Linked DNA regions of Mus musculus: region 1 is linked to region 2. The links are chromatin loops, found by intact Hi-C in ENCODE. Cell type or tissue: left cerebral cortex. All regions are shown on one strand.

The links. A loop is a pair of places that touch in the nucleus more often than their neighbours do. Peaks named below come from ENCODE experiments on the same cell type or tissue, not always from the same donor. Only the 100,000 strongest peaks of a DNase experiment are listed, where the experiment ranks them.
Region 1: it touches region 2 in a loop (8-fold over the local background); 1 of 42 quality-filtered maps calls a loop at or near these places.

Annotation. Positions count from the first base shown.
Region 1 is chr14:70,442,317-70,444,816 of GRCm38, reverse strand. It overlaps Polr3d (polymerase (RNA) III (DNA directed) polypeptide D), which reads left to right and starts at 1,346. Exons shown (of 9, transcript NM_025945.3): 1 at 1,346-1,484; 2 at 1,697-1,866; 3 at 2,422-2,465. The coding sequence starts at 1,702. It overlaps Mir320 (microRNA 320), which reads right to left and starts at 1,307; the gene lies at 1,226-1,307. In left cerebral cortex, no CTCF peak of the experiment used is centred here; a DNase peak (open chromatin) is centred at 1,412; H3K4me3 peaks cover 1,816 bases; H3K27ac peaks cover 1,420 bases.
Region 2 is chr14:70,287,904-70,290,403 of GRCm38, reverse strand. It overlaps Ppp3cc (protein phosphatase 3, catalytic subunit, gamma isoform), which reads left to right and starts at 907. Exons shown (of 14, transcript NM_008915.3): 1 at 907-1,223. The coding sequence starts at 1,175. In left cerebral cortex, a CTCF peak has its summit at 1,011; DNase peaks (open chromatin) are centred at 909 and 1,177; H3K4me3 peaks cover 2,086 bases; H3K27ac peaks cover 1,519 bases.

The DNA.
Region 1 (2,500 bases), 150 kb before region 2:
AAATGAAGTTTACTTATTTACTATTTTCATTTTATTTATTTATTTTGGTTTTTCGAGACAGGGTTTCTCTGTGTAGCCCTGGCTGTCCTGGAACTCATTCTGTAGACCAGGCTGGCCTCAAACTCAGAAATCCACCTGCCTCTGCCTCCCAAGTGCTGGGATTAAAGGCGTGTGCCACCACTGCCCAGCAAAGTATACTTTTAATATGTACATTTTCTGAAACTCTTTCCTAGGGATATAATCTACAAGAAAGCAAAAAAGTTGGATGTATCAAATGTACACTAGCTATTTCTAACAACATACCTATTTAAAGTAAGTGCCCCATTAAGGAAACAAGTTACGATATATACATATAAATATGCACATATATATCCTCCCATTGGTCATTTGTCTCCGACAAAGAATACACTATTGTGTGGCACAATATTACAGTACATCAAAAATATTTTAATGCTAGCAGCCTATGGAATTCCAGCAGAAATAGGTTCCTTCCCTAGAATTACATAACCTTTTTATTTGTATTGGGGTCGCTGTAGTGTAACATTAAATGACTCCCCCCCCCCCAGATTAGATTGCAACCACACATTACAATAAAAAAATTTTTCAGCTGGGATTGGTGGTGTACATCTGTAATCCCTACAACTGAGGGATGAGTGAAGAGACTGGACTGCTGCAAATTCGAGGCCAGCCTGGTCTACTTAAGTTCCAGACTAGATAGGGTTACAGAGCAGGGTTGTCTTAAAAATACCCACACCTCCCAACCAAAAATCAAAAAACAAAAACCCTTCCAGTTGAAGAGCAAACTTCAGTTCCAAAGGCTTCCCAGATTTGACTAAGCAGTCATGGGCCCAGGTAGATGAGAAGAGCTATTGGCTGCTCTGTCCAAACTGCGTTAAGGGTGACACCCCAAGACCCCAGGGACCGGCAAGGGAAGGCGCACGCGAGCAAAGGGTCGAGCCCGAAGGTGCAATGACCACGCCAAGGTCAACGCAGGGAGGCTGCAGCCAGCCACGGCCTGAGGGCTCTAAGCTCCCTATGTCCGGAGCCCCATCCCGAGCGGCGACCCCACTGCTCCCAGAGGCTGCGCAGTGTGGACTCCACATACAGCAGGTAGGCGACCTTGGAGCCCCTCCACCTCCGACCCCGAGGACCGCACCTCTACTCCCTGCCAGGGGCCGAGACACGCCCCCACGAGTCACACCCCGGCACAGCTTACAGTCCACCTCCCACATCCTTTTTCGCCCTCTCAACCCAGCTTTTCCCGACTCCGGGAAGAACCGGGAAGAGAAGGCGGAGGGCGGCGAGGCACCGTCGGATAAATACTATGGTCAGGTCACGCCCCCTTGATGTCACTTCCGCCCCAGGGTAAGATGGCAGCGCCCGGTCCTTGCCACGCAGACTTCCGCCTTGCCCGGAGACCCGCGGCCCGTGGTTGCTCTAGTCGGAGGTGAGGTTGTGATACTCGGCGCAGAGCCTCCACGCAGGTGCGTCACGAAGTCCCCAGGGAAAGGGCAGGTGACGGAGTCCAAAGCTAGGGGTGGGGCGCTCCGGGAAGCCTCGCCACGTGGGACGGGGAGGAGCTGAGCTGCAGCGAGAGCGACGCACGGGCGGGGGGCGGGAGGCCACGTGGGTGCGGTTCCGCCCAGGGTCCTCGCGTCCAGCCCTTGGAGTCACTTTGTTGCCTACTTTCTTCTAGGAACCATGTCGGAAGGAAACGCGGCGGGCGAGCCCAGCAATCCTGGAGGGCCGCGACCCCTTCTCTCTGGGGGCCGGGGGCTGATCGGCCGGCGGCCCGCACCCCCGCTTACGCCCGGTCGCCTTCCCTCCATCCGCTCCCGGGACCTCACCCTTGGCGGAGTCAAGAAGGTACCTGCGAGCGCGTTTGTATAGAAACCCACCCAGGCCGTAGGGAGGCGACTCGTGATGTTCATTCATGTGCTGCCTTGGGCCCCTGGTGGGATGTCAGCCTTTAGAGAGACCTGCAAACCTAGGTGCTGGTACAGGACACTGACAGGGTCTCCTAGGCAATTAAAAGACAGTGAATCTAGTTGATTCAAGACATCCGGAAGTGCTTATTATGTTCTGGGCTCCTTACAAAATCCCTTGAAAGCCAGACAAAATTGCTTTACTTGCAATTTCGAGTGTTCATAACTCTGTGGATGTCAGTATTGAAAACTAATAATCTAGTAAGTGATGAATCTTAGGCATGCCGGTAACTGCTCTTTGTCCCCTCCTGTTATGTGTGTAACAGTAGATGTAACTGTACCGAGTAGCTCTGAAAAGGAATAGCAAACACAGGATAAAGCATTTTAGCTTTGCCTTGGGGGCTACTGGTGATAGTCTACCTGTCTCTCTAAGCCATCCCAGGACTGTTGGTCAGTTGAGCACATCGAAAATACAGTACTGTGTTTTACTTTTCAGAAAACCTTCACCCCAAATATCATCAGTCGGAAGATCAAAGAAGAGTAAGTAATGAATGAACAGTACTCACCCCGGTTAG
Region 2 (2,500 bases):
ATTTGCTGGCCTTCCAGTCTAGCAGGCATGTCAGCTTCAAGTTTAATGGGACCCTGTCTATTAAATTTAAGGTAGGAGCACTAGAGGATGGCCTCGACCTCTGGCCTCCATATGTGCTCGTATGGGCCAGCTCACCAGCACACACAAATACAAACACTTCATGCATGCACACACACCTACTCCACACCACACATACATGACACGCGCACACACACTCACACACGGTAGGGAGGCAGGTGCGGTGTCACTGTGTGTCACTATTCCACAGTGGAATAGATGCGTCCAAGTAGGCAGGTGACAATATAAGGGGAAATCGGTTAGAAGTCAATTCCCTTTCTCAAGGAAGCCTGGGCTAGCGTCCCAGAAGACAGTGAGTGACTGCTGTCTCATGTATATAGAAAGGGAGACACCGCTTCTCAGAAACGGGGTTCTCCCAGGAGCTGAACTGGAGTAGGATGGCCACGGAGGTACTTAGGCTGCTAGATACAAGCTGTATGCAACAAACATGAAGTTGACAGGGGTTTCAAAGTTTGGGGGTTGGTGAATGGGAGAGGGTAACCTGAGAAACAGGGTAGAATGGTTAATTTCTTATGGAGACAAAGTGGGTGGAGGACCCCAGTGATAACGGAGAGAGCGTTCATGAGATAGGGGCTCTCTCTGATGAGAGGGACACAGACTCAGTGGCAGCCACCAAGAATCAGGACACCTGCCTGGTCCCAAGGTCGCAGCTGCTTCCGAGGTCCCAGCGGCTGGTTTGAGAAGCTACAGGTCAGGGTTGGGCGTCCAGAGCATCTGCCCCACGCGAGGCGGACGGCGGTCAGCAGTGAATCCGGAGCTGAGACCCGAGATCCGCGCGTGCGCAGAGCGCGGCTGCGGCCCTCGAGGCCGCCGGGAAGTTGTGAGCGCGGAGGCGCGCACGCGGGGCCCCAGCCGCGCGCAGCCGCGGTCTCCCTAGTTGTGTCCCTCAGCCGCGGTCGCCGTAGCTCTCGACGCGGTCGTCCCCGCCGAGCCGCGGGCGCCGCCGCAGGGAGGGAGCGGCGCTGCGGCCGCCGCCGTCCGAGGACGCCCCGTATTCCGGGGCCCGGCACGGTGGCTGCCCGCTCGCCGAGCGCAGCCCGCCTAGGAGGAAGGCGGCGGCTTGCGTCCAGCGGGCCGCCGGAGCCGGGAGGAGACCATGTCCGTGAGGCGCCCTCAGTTCTCCACGACCGAGCGCGTCATCAAAGGTGCCGAGCGCGCCGCGGGGAACGGCCCTCGCCGGGCGACGGCTCGGGGACTCGAGGAGCGGGGATGGAGGCAGCGGCGGGAGGCGCTGCAGGGCGCGGGGAGGACCGGGCTGCTGTCCGCCGGCGTCCCCGGTGACTGCTGGACGGGTACCTAGCGGGAGGTGGATAGAGCGACCGCGCCCGCCATCCACTCCCGAAGCATCCAGGCGGTTTCTCCTGATTCCCCACTTTTTGGTCTTTCATCTGGGGACACCGTCTGGGTTGTGTGAGCAGGGAGTTCTCTTGACTCACCCAAGTCATGCCTTTCCTTAGGCTCAGCTCTTTTTTGACAGCTCCTTACCAAACCCTTTAAAAAATTATTTTTGAGGGGTGTGGTGGGTATACTGTGCACGTTTGGCTCACTTTCTCTACATATCCCAAGTCATTGCTTTTATTAAAAGAAACAAGATGATAGTGACACAGTCTTCTTAAAAGGGCTTACAAGTTTTGGCTATAAGGACTTGGTGAATAATAATCTCCCAGATGTCTCTCATTATATCTGATATTCAGTTATTCTAAGGAAACACGAAAGTGTTTCTAAATCTTCTGAGTTTATGATATAGTTTCTGCCCTTTACCCAAAAGGACCTGTCTAACATAACCACTGATTCACATGCTTCTATTGTCCGACTTCTAAGACCCCTCCATAATAATAGTTGGTTTGAAAGCACTGTTTTCTAAGAAGGTGCTATGCTTAGACCAGTTATTTCTGAGTGAGGTGGTTTTCACCATAGTGGGAAAAAACTAAAAATTATTTCCCCGTTTCATTTTGATATTAGGAGACAGGAAACTAAGATTAGTAATGATAATTTTTTTTTTAAATAAGGGGGAGCCTATTGAGTGCTCAGAGAGAGAAGGATAGTATTGGTGTCATAAATGTTAGTTATCTGCCTTGGCAGACAGTACTTTTGAGACTTATTTCCTCAGAATTTGGAATCATTAGGGATTGAAGTCAATTGTTCATAGAATGGACTTAGTCCTTTAACAGCTAGAGTGCCATGACGGTCTTCGTGGAAGGCTTTATAGCATTTAAGCCATGAGGAAGATCTGAGCCTCTTAATACACAGGAATCACTTCTACAACCTTCCCTGGTGAAGCAAGGTCATGGTGGACATTAACTTCTGAACTGTCCCGGGTAGCACGGGCCCATGCAAACCAACTGCGCAAGGGCAAGGGTGTTGGCGGGTTCCTCCCACGTTAAAATGATTTCTCGCCACTCTACCATTGTAGTGTTTCGTC